2 separate regions of the Homo sapiens genome follow, and region 2 is linked to region 1. Evidence: chromatin loops called from intact Hi-C (ENCODE). Cell type or tissue: IMR-90. All regions are shown on one strand. Links, peaks and the distances in the headings refer to the core of each region. The heading gives the core; the rest is flanking DNA.

Region 1 (8,780 bases), core at 537-8,536:
TGGATGCAATATCATGGACCTTTTTTCCCACTTTGTTTTACTTTTTTTTTCTTTTAGAAAATTGTATGTAGAATATCTTTATTTTACACGTAGAAAAAAAATACAGAGTTTGAAAACATATCCTTTCAGAGGTCGTAGATCAGTCTTCTAAAATAAAAACATCTTACATAGGCCAATAAATTAATAAATGACAGAGCCGTCCAACTTTCCAGACTTCTCCAGTCTTAACCATAAATTTTCCGGATGCAGCAATGTCTTGGGTTTTCAGTGCTGTCAAACTTGTCTACTTTCCTCTTGGGAAGAGCCATTTTAATCCCTGATCCCTGTCCCACCTAAATCAAGGCAGTGTGATTGCCAAAAACAGCAAAGTTTCTAAATTAGACACCGTATCAGTAAAAGAACAGATTTATTCCATTTAATGCCAGTGCTAAGTTGGGCTATTGTCTGAAATAACAGATTTGGGTAAATACATTTACCAATGGAGCAATAATATTTTTGTCTTAGCCCTTTAGAACCAAACTTCCCGTGTCTGTCTGTTCCATAAAAACACTTCGAGGTCTTTTAAAGCACTATATGAAGTGTGTCTGATCAGCACAAAAGTAAACTGAAATTTGGCAACATTCATTCTACAAATGCGAGTGTCTAAAGTGGACTTAGGGCGTCTGAATTATCCTGCTGGACATCTACAATGAAATAAATATTTAGAATACCACCAGATTGGCTCTTCCTGTTGTGCTACATAAACAGTCATATATGCAGAGAATTATGGTATGATTGCTGTGCTGCAGGACAACGGCAGCACAAAATAAGGATGCCCAACCCAACTTGCCTTCAACACAGAAGGAGCAGCCATTCAATCTGGCAAGTCAGTCTCTAAGGTTGGCCTGACCTGGACCAGGTCAAAGTTTGGCAGGAACCCTGTCTTCCCTGCCCTTGCTCATGTCACTCTAATGAGTATCGTTTAAGGAATGTCACCTACTCTAAACCATGGATTCTCCAGTTTTTCAGAATATTCAAATACCCCAGCTCTCCCTTTCTCCACCCATACCTCAGCTTTCTCCTTTTCTTCTCCATGTTATTTCTCTTTCAGTTGCCCTCTAACGAGAGCCCATAGAACTCTCATCTGATACAAGAGACAGGACTGAGGCAGCCAGAAAAGCCAGATAAGAAATCAGAAGTACATCTAAGGGTTTGTATCAAATGGGCCTAAAGTTTCCAATGTTATCAGAGTGGCATTAAGAGTTTGCATGGGAGGAACGAGAAATCATGCCTATTTAAAGCATCAGTATAAATGTGGGAAGAGAACGAAAGGCAATAGAAATGAAAATAAAACAACCAATTGTAAAATATTTTTTTTGCAAACGTGGATTCCAAGGATCCCAAAGACAATTGAGAAAGTTTATTTGTTTTGGATTTATTTTAAAGCCTACCAATGAAATGCAGCCACTTCCAGAACCAGGGCATTTCATGATCTCTGTGGCAATGCAGTATGTAAAAGTAACCGACTACATGAAAAATCTCAATAGCCAGCCACATGGTTCTACACATCCTTAATCTCTGGAATGAGAGCCAAAAGCTTTGAACTGACTACAGGTGGCTTCCCAGACCTCCAAAAGGTGTTTTCCAAACACTCAAGAGTCAAAAGGGCCAAATACTGGATCCTTAGGTGTGATGTGCCTGGAAAGCATATAATCAGGTCATCTGTTAAAAGCCACTAATATGAAAGAGGAAAAGATATACAAATGGTTTATAATAGAAAAAGTAGCGAATATAGACAAGGAATCAGAGAAGCAAATACTCTCACCCTATCAGGGGAGTGTAAACTGATATAACCTTTCTGAGGGTAAATTAGGCAAAATTAAAAGCTTTTAAAATATATAAGTATTTTAACCCAGAAACATAAAAAATTTATACCAATAAAATAGTCATAGATATGCCAAAAGAATCTATAAGAATCTATAAGGATTCAAATAAGGATTTCCATTCCAGGGGAAAAATTTAAGCAAGTCAAATATCCAAAATTAGGCCATATCCATATGCTGGGATACTAGGCAATCATTAAACTCGTAGTAAAGAATGTTTCATAATTTAAAACATTTTACAATATACTATGTTTTAAACATTACCAAAATTCTTGTAGTCGGATTTTAAACTTTTTTTTTAAAGGTTTATTGCCACAAGAAAAAAACTAGAATTAAATACAGTGAAAATACCAAGTTATTACCTCCAACTAGAGACATTATAGGTAATTTTTATTTTCTTCTTACTGCTTAACCTCTTCCCAGTTTTCTGTAGCAATTATCCTATGTAATAAAAAAATTGCAATGAAAAGATCGATAACTACAAATATGATGCAAACACATTGAGGGATTTAAGTAGAGAGTACTCAAGAGAAAGCAGAAAAACACCTATAACGAGAAATGATCACCAGGAACAAAAGAAGCAATCAGAGAAAGAAGCCATAAATCATCTCAGTCATCACCCAAAGAAGAAGTTAGTCCCGCTTCAGAGAAATCCAATAAATAAAATGTTTACATTCACAAGATAAATAAACTAGGGAACTAGATGGTAATTATATTTCAAAAGGTTGACTACTTTACTAAAACACTCATTTTAAAGGTATCTTAAATTTACTCCTTTGTACTGAGGTTCTCAAGGCTGTTTGTCTATCAGAATCCCCACTAGAACATTTATAAAATGTCTGCCATCAGACTACACCCCTGATGATTCTGATTCAGCAGGTTACAGGTGAGACTCAGGAATTCTTTTTTTTTTTTTTTTTTTTTTGTCAGATGGAGTCTCGCACTGTCGCCCAGGCTGGAGTGCAATGGTGGGATCTCGGCTCACTGCAAACTCTGCCTCCCAGGTTCACACGATTCTTCTGCCTCAGCCTCCCTAGTAGCTGGGATTACAGGCGCCCGCCACCACGCCCAGCTAATGTTTCCTATTTTTAGTAGAGACGGGGTCTCCCTGTGTTGGCCAGGCTGGTCTCGAACTCCTGACCTCGTGATCCGCCGGCCTTGGCCTCCCATAGTGCTAGGATTATAGACATGAGCCACCGCACCCAGCCTCAGGAATTCTTAAAAAAAAAAAAAAAACTAAAAAACTCCCCAACTAAACTGTTACATATTAAAAGAGATGCAAGAGATTTTTCAACAATGTGAAGACTTTGTTTTTATTGTTATTGAAACAAACTAACTATAAAAAATATTTGGGGGGGAAGGAAGAGACATGGAACTTAGACAACATTAAGAAGTTATTGTTAATATTATCAGGTGTGAGGATGGGATTGTGGTTATGTGGTGGTTTTTTAATCTGTGTCTTTTAAAGACAGATATTAAAATATTTATAGGTGAAATGTTAAGGTGACTGGGATTTACATTTACATAGTCCAACAAGAAAACAGGCTTGGTGTGTGGCTCACACCTGTAATCCCAACATTTGGGGAGGCCAAGGTGGGAGGATCACTTGAGCCCAGGAGTTTGAGGCTGCAGTGAGCTATGATTGCACCACTGCACTCCTGTCTGGGTGACGGAGTGAGACCCTGTCTCAAAAAAGCAAAACAAAACAAAAAGAAAAAACAACACAAAAAATGAAGCAAAAAAAGAAAAGTTGGAGCAAACAGAGAAAACAAGAATAGAAAGAAAAAAATATTCAAAATAAGTTGCCGGTGCAAGAGAACTTATTCACTATTTATTTCTCTGTACTTTGGGGCATGTTTGAAATTTCTATAAAAACATAGGTAAAAAAAGCTTCTTGGTGGCTTGGGAGCCAAGTGGTTTAAAGATACTCCGTTTTAAGTGTGCAAAACTGGACCTAAAGCAACTTTTCAGGACCCTGCTCTTTTGCACAAAGTAAGAAATTTTACATTTTTGTAATTTTCATTTTAAAAACATCAGTGAGTTAACATTTATAAACATCAACTCACAGATCTTTAAAACAACAATATTAAGCCCAAACATAAGGAAAAAGGTCCCACATTTAATAAGTACCCACTATTTATCATTTATTACCTTATTCATTTCTGCCAATAACTCTGTAAGAGAGATAATTCCCAATATACAGAAGCCAAACCTACGGCTCCAAAAGATTAACTAACATGTCCAAATATGCTCACTAAAATAATGAAAATCTATTAACCTAGATGCTAAGGGTTTAACAGTAAGGAAACAGTTAAGCAAATTCTGACTTGTCCATTTAACGGACAATATTTTAAATATAATGGTAACAAAGAATACAAATTACACTAGGGCATGTTTAGATAATAATTTAAAGTTAAAAGTCTATTCAGCATACTACATGCCCATAGGCATATGTAAAAATTTCTAAGGAAAAATACATTTAAAATTTTAGAGTTTGCCTCCGGATGGTGAGCTGTGAGAATTTAAAATTTTTTCCTGTAATTTTTGAATTTTTGGTAATGAACATCATTTACTTGTTTAATAAAGGAAAAGCCCTTAATTTTATATTAAAAAATAAAATCCCAGCTACCCCCACCACCCCACTGAACTGCTCAACTCCACACCTCTCACCCTGTCCACTGTGTGACGCTGCCTCCAGAGGATAGGACAAACATCACATCATGATCACACCATTTCCACTCAACAACCAAACAGCAGAATTCCTAGAGGAGAATGACACCAGGTAACTGCATCAAAACAACACTGTTTGGACATAACACAGGACGGCTTCAAAACAGCATCTAGAATATTTTTAAATTATGCACATTTGTTCCTCTTTAAAATTTTCCATTTTCATCTTCTCAAAACATTTATCCATCTCTAAACTTCGGCTTTCTAAGACCCACTTTAAATCTTTTTGGAAAGAAGTTAACTGAGGATAAATAAATACCCTTAACAGAATAAAAAATATTCAAAATCAACCAATAACTCTTTGTAAGATACCTAATGTATATTAAGCATTCTAGGAGAGAGGACGAGGGAAAAACCTTAAACTTTTTTTAATGGAATGAAAAAATTTTAAGTTAAAAAATGCAAATAAATTAAAATATAATTTTTTAACCTTGTTTAAAGCTCTGGAATAAAACTGACTTGACTTAACTTGGTAGTATAACCACTCATGTATTTTCATTTAAAAAATGCGTCTACTTAGCTTGACTGTTTGAATTCCTTTCTGTTGCTTAATTTCCAAACAAAAGATATTACTGCTGGTTTTAAATGGCTGAATCATCTGAGAAGGGTCTCTCTGACACCGCTGACAATGTAGTTCTAAAAACAGAAAATTATAGATTATCAGAGAAGGAAGTTTAGATGTATCAGCTTAGGGTCTGAAGCATGTCTTGTGAGGCCACCCAAAAAGACAGCTTTCCTCATAGTCCCCGACCCTGGGCTCTAATCTCCAGCCCACAAACAGATGCATTCCTCTAATTCCAAGAGGGGGCAGGGCCAGGCATCACCGGCAGAAGTTTCTGGTCACTGTAGCAGGAGTGTAGATGTTGCAGCTGAGGAAGCCACAGAGCCGCCCTGAAGGTGGCAGGACTGTAAGCCCTTCCTGCAGTGGGCGCCTGAGCACCAGCGGCTTTCAGGACCTGTCTCTCCCTTCACTTCTTTCCTCACCTTCTCAGAAACTGTCATCATTTTGCCCACGTCCTCTTCTCAAGTCCTAACCCTTATCACTCATTTTGTTCTTGTTTCATTTTTTTAAATCTCTCATCTTGTTTTTTCCCTACTCTAATCTCTACTCATTTAAACATTTGCATTCCTTAGTTTTCTTATTAGTTTGGATGTCGGTTTAGGCTAGTTTTTTTCTTGTTTGTTTATTTGTGGGTAGGAGATAGTAACAGTTAATGCTACCTACTACACATCAGTCACTCCAGTGCATTATTCAACTTTTTCTGCTACTATCATATGAACACCATCACCCCTATCTTTGAACTCCAAGCCCCTACACAGGTGGGGTCTTCTTTGTTTTTTGTTTGTTTCCTCCATTTTTGAACACAACTCAGTGCCATTTGTGGAAGGATGCATAAGAGCCAAGATACTTAGCTCCCAAATCTAGCAAGATGCATTCATTTGTCTCAAAACCTAAGACACTCCTCTTTTGTTCCAACAGAAGGTCATATACCTGTGCCTGTGCGTGATGTTACCACAATCACCATCAGAAAAGGAAAGAAAAGAAAAAAAATTCTAGGGCAGAAAATTGCTGCCTTAGACTCCTCTTCCCCATTCCAGCACCATTCTACCCATACTTGTTTGCTCTCTACTTCTTGTCCTTCTACTTAGAATGCTACCAAATGTAAGACATTACAACACTCAAGTGCCCTAAAAGTGCTGTGCACCCTGACTGACAGCTCATGTGTAAGACAGTCTGTGCTTTGGTCATTGAAATTCACAAGGGTTCAGGGATGTCCCCAGACTTATCGTAATCTTTATCAGCCCAAATGAAGGGGAGAGCTTGGATGGTGGTGAAACTTGCAAAACCTAGTTTTACCTTACTTGTTGAGTCAAACCCATGTTCTCTTCATTTGCAAGCTGCCCTCCTCAAGTTTTCCTCCTAAAGATTATGTTGTAGTTTCCTATTTGCATCTCAAACCGCAACTCTCTACCTAGTTTTCAAGAAGTTCACTGATGCGACTCCAATTTATCAGCCTTATTTCTTAATATCAGCCTATTGAGAGACAGCCACACTCCAAGTCAACCTTCTAAACAAAACAACTTGCTCATTCCTCCTCTGGGCTTTTGCATTTGCCATTTATCCCAACTTGAATTCCATCTCTCTTCATGATTACTATTCCACATACACTAATCCTGAAAAACCTGATTGCAAACTAACATCCAGAGGAGGCTTGAGTTGACTCACCTCCCCAACTGGCTCTTCATTCATCTCCTCAGTTATCCCTCTGGATTTTCAAAATCAGGTGCCCAGGTTCACTTAAACATCTTCCTCAGGTATCCAATGTCTCCCTCACAGACTGTAAGCTCCATCTAGTCATGGACTGTGTCTTTCTAAGACAATGCTATCTTCAGACAACCCTTTAAAGTGCCTGGCACATTGAGAAGCTTATCAAATATATGTTGAATAATTGAATGAATGGCTCACCCCTATCACATTGTAAGCTCCTCCAAAATCGGAACTGCGCCCATTAGCACTTTACATAATCCACAATTTCTGGTCCAGCTCTTGGTATGATAGTCACTGCACATGCAAAGCAAATGAGCAAATGCTGTTTAGGCCTTCACATTCATCCCAACGTGACACACTCCGTGGCTGCTCTTTGCTCTGGCAACTTTGGCAAGATTAAACAGAACTTTAGCTTTAGAGTTCTTACACCAGCAGGACGAATCTGAGGAAAATCCATCAGTGACTCTAACCAAACAGGAAAGGTGATGGGGACACCAAAAAGAAACCCATCTTCCTTCCTGCTGGTTATCTAGTCCTTTCTCATGTGTCCCCATTTTTAAACTTTTCAGACACAAACTTGCTGTGATCCAGTCAAGATTATGAAAATTTCCATCATGCCAGGCCACTAAACAGAGTTTTCGGAAGTAGAAGCCACTGCCTTGGCCAGAGGAAAAAAAAATGCCAAAAACCAAAGGTACCTCAAATGACCCACTGCCTTCTAGGGCAGGACAATCCGAGTTGTGACTACTTTAGCCATAAGCTCCCTAGTAGAGATAACCTGGGTATGGGTATGTTTATTGCCTTTTTCCCCAGGCCCCACCCCTACCCCCTTACTAGGAGCTCTAAAACTGTTAAAATTACATAACCCTAGAGTTACTCTGGACTTGGGTCCAAATTTAAATGAACTGTTGGGTTGCCGGGCAGTCCTGGAGGACCCCTGGGAAAAGTCATTAGAAAGCTTAAAGCTATTTGGGGGCTCCAGAGCTCCCTGGCAGGGACCAGTTATGTGCATAAAAGCAGGAGGCAAGACAAAATCTCACAATAGAACTTAGTGGCTGCAGAGCCAGCTTATTAGGGTACAAAACAAAGGAATTTTCCAGCTACAGAGAAGTGAAGTAAATTAGGGAGAACAAGGAAATTACTGGCTGGGAGACAGAGTTATTATGGAAAGCTGATTTCACTGTCCAAAAATTTAGCCTGCACTTTTTCTTGAAATTATCCAAATATTTCAGCAATTATCTATTTATATGGTTGTTTTCTGGGCATTTCCTTACTATTTCTCCCCAGTCTATTATACAGTGTTAAAATTATTTGCTTTTGAAGTCATTTTTTCACTTCCATCACAACTTACAAAGCCTAGCCTGACCGTCCCTCTAGGTCCCAACAGGTCTGGACTTGGAAAAGGTTTTCAACTGGCCTAAAGCAAATTGTCTTGTAACAGAAAAATAATTTTTTTTTTCACTTATGCTACATAATTGAGTTTGATTTCCATACATATCCCCTCCAATAACTACTGTATACAGTGATCCAAAGGTGTTCTTAAAAGATATGACGGTTTTCTTTGATAACTCTGGATCTGGAATACAAGATGTGCAATGACAGGAAACCACTTTCTTAGTTTGAAACTAGTTTAATATTACCTTGGTGATGCCGAGTTTGCAAACCAGCTCCTCTCTGTTTTGTACATTTTAGAATGCAAAGCTCCTAATAATGAGTGCATGAGTCATTCACATGGAGGTGACTTATAATTCAAACTGAATTAACTGTAAATGCAAGCAATTTGAAAAAAATTAAGGCCTTATGTTCAGTGTTGTCACTACATTTGTTAGGGATTTCATCACTGTGTGGAGGCGTTTAGTTCCAGGCTAACATTTGGACAGATGGAAAGCTCCCCTGGAGCATGTGGGTCAAAAGAGCCA
Region 2 (8,705 bases), core at 706-8,705, 170 kb before region 1:
GTAGGAACCAAAGTTTACCTGTGTTAACAACACAAGGTTGACATCTTTCATTCCATTTTAATTGCTGAGTTTTTTTTCAGTATGGAAAATTTCAAGCCTCCACCAAAGTGGAGAGAATAGTATAATGAACACTCATCTATTTCTCTCCCATCCTCAATAAAGATCCACATTCTACCATTCTAGTTTCACATATTCCCCACCTCTATATTTTTCCCCTCTGCTGGAATATTTTTAAGCAAACTCAAAATATTCTAATAATCACTTAGGGTTGATGAAATTCAACAGGCCATAGATTGTTTAGGGTGTCCACATGTGTCTCCAGTCGTAAAGGTGTCATTGATTAGAATATTTTAAATCATAACAGATTGCTTTTCCCCCATCCACTATGAGTTTATTTCAAGGACTTCTCATGAAGCCCTGAAGGGACACTTTCAAGCCTCGGAGTTTTCACCTTCCCTTTCTTTCACCCAGTAGTAGGAAACTACAAAGTGTGGCACTGGGTTTTAAACTGGGAGCAGTATGTCTCATTATGAGCCAAGCCAATTAGGGGCTCCTAGTCAGTAGTATGTTTCACCACAGTATTTAGATGAGCAATGGCAAGCTGCAAAGCATTACTTGGTAAATGATGATTTTTAGGTTCCCAAGATCAGTAGATCCAGGTTTTAAAATAGTGTTTGTTTTTGCCATGCCCTCACTTTTCAAAAATTCTTCCACATAATGGCCCTGTTCAATCATTTCTATTTCCAAACATTCATGTCCACTGACACTTCTAATAAAATGGAGGGTCTCAGCCCTATTGCCATAAAAGGGATCCCAGACAAAAAGGGATCACTAACAAAGTGAAATGTTTAATTCCTTTCAAAAATCAACTGGGAGGTGTAGAAAGATAGACATTGAAGGAAAGTTCAGATTGAATGCATCTCCCAAGCCATGTGCTCTCAGGAGTTCCTCTGAGCTATCTGCTACTTACTTGCCACTTACATTGTTTTCTAGAGGACGCATCTTTAATTCAGTTTTGTTTTCTTCCTTATGGGAAGCCTGGCTACACAGACAGACAAAGAAGTTTTAATTCTTAAGTGATTGTTCAGAAGCATGAAAGCCTGAGGCAGTCTAGTTCATGTGTATTAATACTATAGAAGGACAGATGAGGACTAAAGACTGCAGTGCCTATCCTAAAAAAGCATATAATTCAATTGTGAGGAAAAGCCAGGCAAGCATGGAAATCCAATAAGAACAGTTAGTTGAAAGCACAAAAATAAATTGAGTGTAACTTATACATAGATACAACCACCTTCATGCAGTCTAAGAAATTTAGATGTTTCTCATGCTGCTTGAAAAGTTGGTCAAATAATGAATTCAAGGTTTAAAATTCAAAGAATACAGAATATACTTGGGAACTGAAATACCAACCTTACATGGTGCTTCCATGATGCTCATGAAAGAGGTTTTTATTTGGAAGTATATGTTTCAAGGTCACAAAGTGGAATATAATTTTAATAACTCTTCTAAGGCTCAGTATCACTGGGACTAGGCAAACACTACTGAAATTATTTTGCTTCTAAGAAACAAAGACTTGGGGCCGGGTGCGGTGGCTCACGCCTGTAATCCCAGTACTTTGGGAGGCCGAGGCAGGCAGATCATGAGGTCAGGAGATTGAGACAATCCTGGCTAACATGGTGAAACCCCGTCTCTACTAAAAATACAAAAAATTAGCCGGGCGTGGTGGCGGGTGCCTGTAGTCCCGGCTACTTGGGAGGCTGAGGCAGGAGAATGGCGTGAACCCAGGAGGCGGAGCTTGCAGTGAGCTGAGATCATGCCACTGCACTCCGGCCTGGGCGACAGAGCAAGACTCTGTCTCAAAAAAAAAAAAAAAGAAATAAACACTTGGAATATGAGATAGAATAGTACTAAGAGAAGCAGACAAAATCCAACAATATAAAATAAAATTATATATCACAATCAAGTGTTTCCTAGACTACATTAGAAAATCAGCTATAGAAAGTTACCACAGTAATAAACACATATGATTATCTCAATAATGAAAAACTGTTGACAAAATTGAATGTACATTTATAATAAAATATCTTATCAAGGAAGGCACAGAGCTATACTTACTGAACCTGATAACGTATATCCACAGGAAACATCATAATTAATGGTATTGTTGAGAGCCTTCCTTTTAAAGTCAGAAATGAGAGAAGATTGCCTATTATTAATTCTATTCAATCTTGTATTAGTGGTCTTCTCCAATGCAGTTACAGCAAAAATAAATAATAAGTAAAATGTGTAAGAATTGGATAATAACAAAACTATCTTATTCCCAAATAAAATCATTGTGTAGAAGAAAATCTACAGAAAAGATTTACAAGTTGCTGGATATAAAAATCAATGTATAAAAATCAATTACATTTCTATACTCCCAGCACTGAATAGTTAAGAAAATTTTAAATAGATCCCATTAATATATCATTAAAAACATAAAGATTCTATGAATAAATTTTTAAAAATATGTGTAAAACTTCTATGAATAAAATGACAAGGTTTTATTGAAATACAACAGAGAAGGCTTAATCACACCATATACCATGTTCATGGATTGGAAATTTCAATATTTTTAAGGACAGTGTTCCCCAAATTGGTATTTAGATTCAATATGATTTCATTAAAAATACCAAAGGTTTTTTTTTTTTTTCTGTGAAATGGACAAGCTGATTCTAATATTTATATGGACCAAGGGGAATTTAGTTTAACAGATATCACCACTTATAATAAATAATAATTGATTCAATATCTTATCAGTTTAGGGATGGTCAAATTGATCAAAGGAACAGAATAGAGAATGCAGGAAAAAATATGTACATAATATATTAGTCTGCTTGTGATGCCATAACAAAATATTATAGACTGGGGGGCTTACATAACATTTACTTCTCACAGTTCTAGAAACTGGAAATCCAAAATCAAGATGTGACTAAGTTGGTTTCTGGTAAGGGCCTTTTCCTGGCTTGCAGATGAGTGCCTTCTCATTGTATCCTCACATGGCAGAGAGACAGCAATCTCTCTCTTCCTCTTCTTATAAAGCCCTATCCTTATAACCTCATATAATTCTAATTGCCCCCTAAATGTCCTATCTTGAAACACCACCATACTGGGACTTAAGGCCTCAACACATGAATTTTTGGAAGACACCATTCAGCCTATAGCATATGGATAATTAGTTTATGACAGTAGCTATTAAGTTGCAGGGACTTTTCAATAAATGACGCTGGGATAACTGGATACCCACAGGATAAAAACCAAAAATTGGGTCTATACCTTATGCCACATATGACATCCATTCTAGTGGTTAAATGTGCAAGGTAAATTTATAAAACTCTTAGAAGACAATATAGACTGTCTTTATAACCTAGAATTAGAGAAGTTCTTAAGACACACAAAACCCACAAACCATATAGACAAAGATTAGTAAATTAAACTGACTTAAAACTAAGAACCGCAGTTCATCAAACTTCACCATAAAGATAGTGAAAGGAAAAGCCACAAATCAAGAGATAGTATTTGCAATATACATAACTAACAAACGGAAATAGGCAATGGAAAACAGACCCTTCATAGAAGAGGAAACCCAGATAGCCAATACACACACAGAAAGTTGTGCAACCTCTTTAGTTAACTGGAGAAATACAAGCTAAAATCCATAATGATTTGTTTTGTTACCACTAAATAGGCAAAAAAAATCTGGCAATATTAAATATTGGTGAGAGAATGCACAATTTCTATATGTATATTGCTAGTGAGAGAGTGAATCTGCAGATCCCGTAAAGAAAACAATTTGGCATTATCAGTGAAGATGCCCGTACCCGTGGCCCAGCAATTCCACTTCCAGCAAGACCTAGAGAAATTCTAGGGTATACATTTGGAGAATTCTTTATAAGTTAACAACAGCACTATCTGAATAGAAGATAATGGGAAGTAACCCAAATGTCTATCAGCAATAGAACACATGGATGCAGGAGTGAACATGAATGAACTTTAGACACATGTAGCAAAATGAATGACCCTTAAGAACATAACGTCACTTGGAAAAAAATAAGCCACAAAGAATATATCTAATATATATGTATATAAAGTTCTAAAACATGCAGAAATTTAAAGTCATATAATTTTTCAGATAGAAGCATGATAAAATTACACATTAAGGTAGTAAGTGATGGCTACTGGAAAATTCAGGATGGGAAAGGAGATGGGGATCAAGAAGGAATTCAAGGATATTAAAACGAAGTGGTTATATTATTTCCTTATGCTATCTATTCATTGTATCATTATTATTTATACCTCACATATATTTTAAATATTCTTTTGTATCAACTTAATAATCGATAAGTTTTTAAAAAGAGAAATACTGACCTGCAGCAATCTTTACATTGATTACATCTAATTTGTGGTTTTTAAGAGAATACTTTTCTATAGATATCATTTCCTGACAATATTGGAATAGAAGCAAAAAATAAATCCTCGTTATCCCAATAAACACGACAGAAAATCTTCAAAGACGAACTTCAGGCAGAGGGAGAGAGACAGAATAAAATCACCACCCGCCTACACGAAGCCAAAAGCCTCCCTTGAAAAAAGAGTCTTCGAGACGCACATCCCCCAGCCGACATCGCTTTCAATTCCAGTGATAAGGCTGTAAATTCCCTTCCCGGGCCTGGAGTTTAGTGTAAACACTCCAAGAGCCTGCAGGACCACAGAGAGAGAGAAATGGCTGGTCTCTGGCTGTTTTTCCTCTTGGGGGAATGCTCACTATCAACTGTTGAATCACAAAACCCAAACTCCCGGCATCTACCAAGGGCGGTGCGTCCCTGGCGTGGGGGAAGAGGGAGAGGGAGTCGGGGTAGAGGGAGTGGGGGGAGGGGCGGGAGGGTCGTAAGGGGGGAAGGGGAAGGGGAAGGGGAAGGGGAAGGGGAAGGGGAAGGGGAAGGGGTGGGTGGAGGGCAGGAGGGGCTGACAGCGCTGGGGCCCCGGGCAGTGGGTTCCTGCGCCTCAGGCCCTGGGATCCCGCTGCAGCGGCTAGGTTCTAGCTCCACACAACTGCCCACACCCCGCGCCGAGACCTTTCCAGCTTGCAGACTGCACATCATTTTAGGAGCTGGAACTGACCACGCGCACCTTTCTGCTCCGGGTCTAACTGGCCTCGGGGAATGGAAACATGGATAACAGTTCAGAACTGCCACTTGGGGAATGAAGCAAAAAAAAAAAAGACGCGCCAGGCACAAGGTTAATAGATCCTTATTTCCATGTTCATGTGGGAGATTAAAGCACATCTTGCAATTAATTTGGTTGCCCTGTGATCCATTACCGAGAATGCACACAGAGCAAGGCCAACTATGTGCAGCTCCGGGAGAGCGTGCGTCTCCGCCGGCAGAGCCTGCCTGAAACGTCTTCTCAGATAGCAGTTGCCAACAACAGCTCAGCCTGTCGGCTGCAGCACTTAAAGCTGATGGATATATATTATTTTTGTATGGAAAAAAAAATCCATTCTACTGTTAATGACTCCTGGAGTATTAGCTCAACTATTTTATGTTAAAATAAAGGATGATTTAGAGAAGTTTCCCATGGCACCTCAGTAACTTATGTCAGTATATTTTTAAAAATCAACTTTATTGAAGTACAATTTACATACAATAAAATGCAGTCATTTTAAGTGTACGGGTTGATGAGTTTGGTTTGTGCAACTAAGTACGATTAAGATGTAGAACATTTCCAACAGCCAGAAGTTCTGTGCTTCTTTTCTGTCCATCGTCCTCATCCCCTGCACTCCCGGCCCCAGAAAATCACTGATCTGCTTTCTGTCACTATACATAACGTTTTGCTGTTTCTAGAATTTCAAATAAATGGAGTCAGCTAATATATTTTAAATTCAGGGTCTCCCCCATTCTGAGAAACTTCAATTTTCTGAGGCGTTTTCTCTTGATTCTCATTGCTCAAAAGTGCAAGACTTCATTTTATTTCCCCTTACCCAATCTAAATTTAAACTTAAGAACCAGAAAAGTTGAAGATTTCTAAATTGAAGGGAAAATACATGCAACTCACACAGAACTTTAAAAAAAATGCTTTTATTTTACCTGTTTCATGTGAATTAACTGGACATGAGTTTCCCAACCTCATGGCTGACTGCAAGTGTCAGCTTCTGCGGGAATATGACAAAATCCATTTACGATAGCCACAAATAGAATAACAAAGAAAACTCTGAGAAGCCAGCCAATTATAAAATAGTAAAAAAATAAATAAATAAAATAAAAAATAAAAATAAAAATAAAGCTGTCTATCAGAATTACCTATGGAAATTTCTTCTGTGTCCAGTCACTGACTGGGGCCACGGAGTAAGGTGGTAACTCTCTTCACATTTCTGAAAAGCCTCTGAGAGGTCAGGGAACTTTGGGTGATGTAATGATATTCCACTGATTAACACCTGTGCCCAGTTCCAATAGAGCAGAAAGCTCTTCACGGTGAGCAACTCCGAGGTTCCCACTGTTCACAATCTTCCTAGGCACAAGGCTTCTTAGGAACTCAAGAATAGACTTGTCCCCAGGCACAATTTTAACTTATTCCCTACATCTTCTAGGCCATCACCTTTAGAGAGTTTTCAAGAGGCTGCAAGTCACAGGATTATAGAACTTCCATCTACCATGGCGGAAAATGAGAATACGGACTGTTTCCTGCCTTCTGTTTTTGTTACTCAACATATCTATTTTAATGGCAATTAAACTCTGGTACCCTCCCTTATCTCTGTTGGCTAATGTATTTAATTCCACCACTCCCATAGGGAATAATCCCAAATCTACAGCCTGTACTATATAAAAGACTCATGAATGCTTAATCAGAGCAAACAGAGGATTTGGTTTGTATAAACTGCAAAAGCTTGTGTCTTTTATGTCCAAAGAGCAGGACTGAAAGAAGAAAATGACAATAAATCATTTCAAGAAACAGCCTAACGTAAATGTTGTATGTTTATTTAAAACTTCATACAATCATTTGTCTAGAGCTACAGCCCAGTTTCAGAAAGTGACTTGCCATAATGAGATTCAGAGGAAAGCAGTATTCAAGAGCCAAAAAGACATATTACCTCCTTCCCAAACTGGCTTATGGAGAAAATAATAAGCTCTTAAATAGAAAGAACCACAGCATCCAAGAGAGTAATGCAACACTAACACAAACCTTTGATAATTTTAAAATAATTCTTAGTTAAGGGATTGGGATACACAAAATTAACATAGTTTTAAAGAGGGTGGAAGGAGGCGACTTCTTTTTTGTCTGAGTTGAAGCGAAAAAATCCAAGTTGATATCATCCTTAAGTTTGCTTCCAATAAAAAGAAACAAGAAGAATAGCGGCACGAGTCAGAGGTGGGGTGGGGATTTGGTTGTTTGTTAGGTATTTATTAAGTAAGAGGACGTGTTGTGCAGGGATTTAGAGCTTGAGCAGGCTCTGACTTCAGGGTGCCTCGGTTTGAATCTTGACTTTACCACTTCTCAGCTGAATAGCTTGTGCACGACCTTTCTTTTTCTCAGTCTCTTCATCTTTCACATTGGATGATGATAAAAACACCAGCCTCAGAGAATTGTTGTAAAGATTAAACATATATGGAGCGCTTTAATAGTGCCTGGCACCTAGTGAGTAAGTGTTGGGTTTTTGGAGAGATCTTCCATGTGTTTTAAATATAGCACGAGGGAAACTTTGGCAGTGGTTTCACTAGAAAGTGGAGATGGGTAGAGGTTGACAAAAAGTTACTTGCTCTGTGACCCAAAGACTAGATTTTTTGGAAAGAGTGAGCAAAATTATTCTCAAATTATTTTTCAGGCAAAGCGCAAATATAATTCTGTTCCTACATTGCCTCAAAACCAAGATATGTAAAAGCCAGCATCAATCCTTGTTTCATAGGTTTGCACTGTCTTTTAAAGTATGCATTGTTCTCTCTTTTATTGAGAACAGCATGGAATCAGCTGGCCATTATGTGCTTTCTCAATGCGCTATGGGCTTTCATAACTGGGTACACAGGATCACATAAATCCTGACTTCTCTAAGAGACAGTGCTGCCAACAAGTGCAACAAGGCTGACAAGTGCAAAGTCTGGCCCACAGCAATATCCTAAAATCTGGATTAATCTGTTTGTAATATCGTGCTGGCAGCTGATGTGGCGGTAGATTTTCTATTTTTTCTCATTGATTTGTTTGATTGGGAAGAAGGGAGGGGGAACCCTGATGAACTTTCAACTCTATAATAACCAAATAGAGAAGGTGGTAGGTAGTGGGGAGTTAATTTTATTATGTAGATGCTGATGTATAGTAATGCTTTCTGTCCTCACAGCTTCAAAGAGATACAAAAAATTTCTAAGGAATCAACCATAGAAATAGAAGACAGTTTATTTGTAGTTACATGAACTGATCCTGGGGAAGAAAACGGATATGAAGAATATATAATGCAACCTTACAAAAAAAAAAAACTTAAAATTTTGCAGTTTGTAAGGGTGTTAATAAAAATTTCAACATAACCATAAGGAAAAGTGCTATGTTTCATCAGTTTTACTGCCATCAAACACAGCTCTTCTAAATCAGAAAAAGTGAAGCTATTGTAATGCTAGGCTGCTGGCACTTATAGCTATGGATTTTCTTTTAATTTCCCCAAGAAAAGTCATAGCATATATGTG

The links. Hi-C counts contacts between places; a loop is a spot of excess contacts. Peaks named below come from ENCODE experiments on the same cell type or tissue, not always from the same donor. Only the 100,000 strongest peaks of a DNase experiment are listed, where the experiment ranks them.
Region 2: it touches region 1 in a loop (2.4-fold over the local background); 2 of 110 quality-filtered maps call a loop at or near these places.

Annotation. Positions count from the first base shown.
Region 1 is chr5:123,116,172-123,124,951 of GRCh38, reverse strand. The region is part of intron 3 of PRDM6 (PR/SET domain 6); the gene reads right to left. Among named protein-coding and RNA genes, the nearest start is that of PRDM6-AS1, 30 kb to the right of the region's middle. In IMR-90, for the core only: CTCF peaks have their summits at 4,554 and 5,477 (motif pointing right); DNase peaks (open chromatin) are centred at 5,151 and 5,441; H3K4me3 peaks cover 521 bases; H3K27ac peaks cover 909 bases.
Region 2 is chr5:123,281,951-123,290,655 of GRCh38, reverse strand. No RefSeq gene overlaps it. Among named protein-coding and RNA genes, the nearest start is that of CEP120, 140 kb to the left of the region's middle. In IMR-90, for the core only: no CTCF peak of the experiment used is centred there; a DNase peak (open chromatin) is centred at 4,695; H3K4me3 peaks cover 259 bases; H3K27me3 peaks cover 517 bases.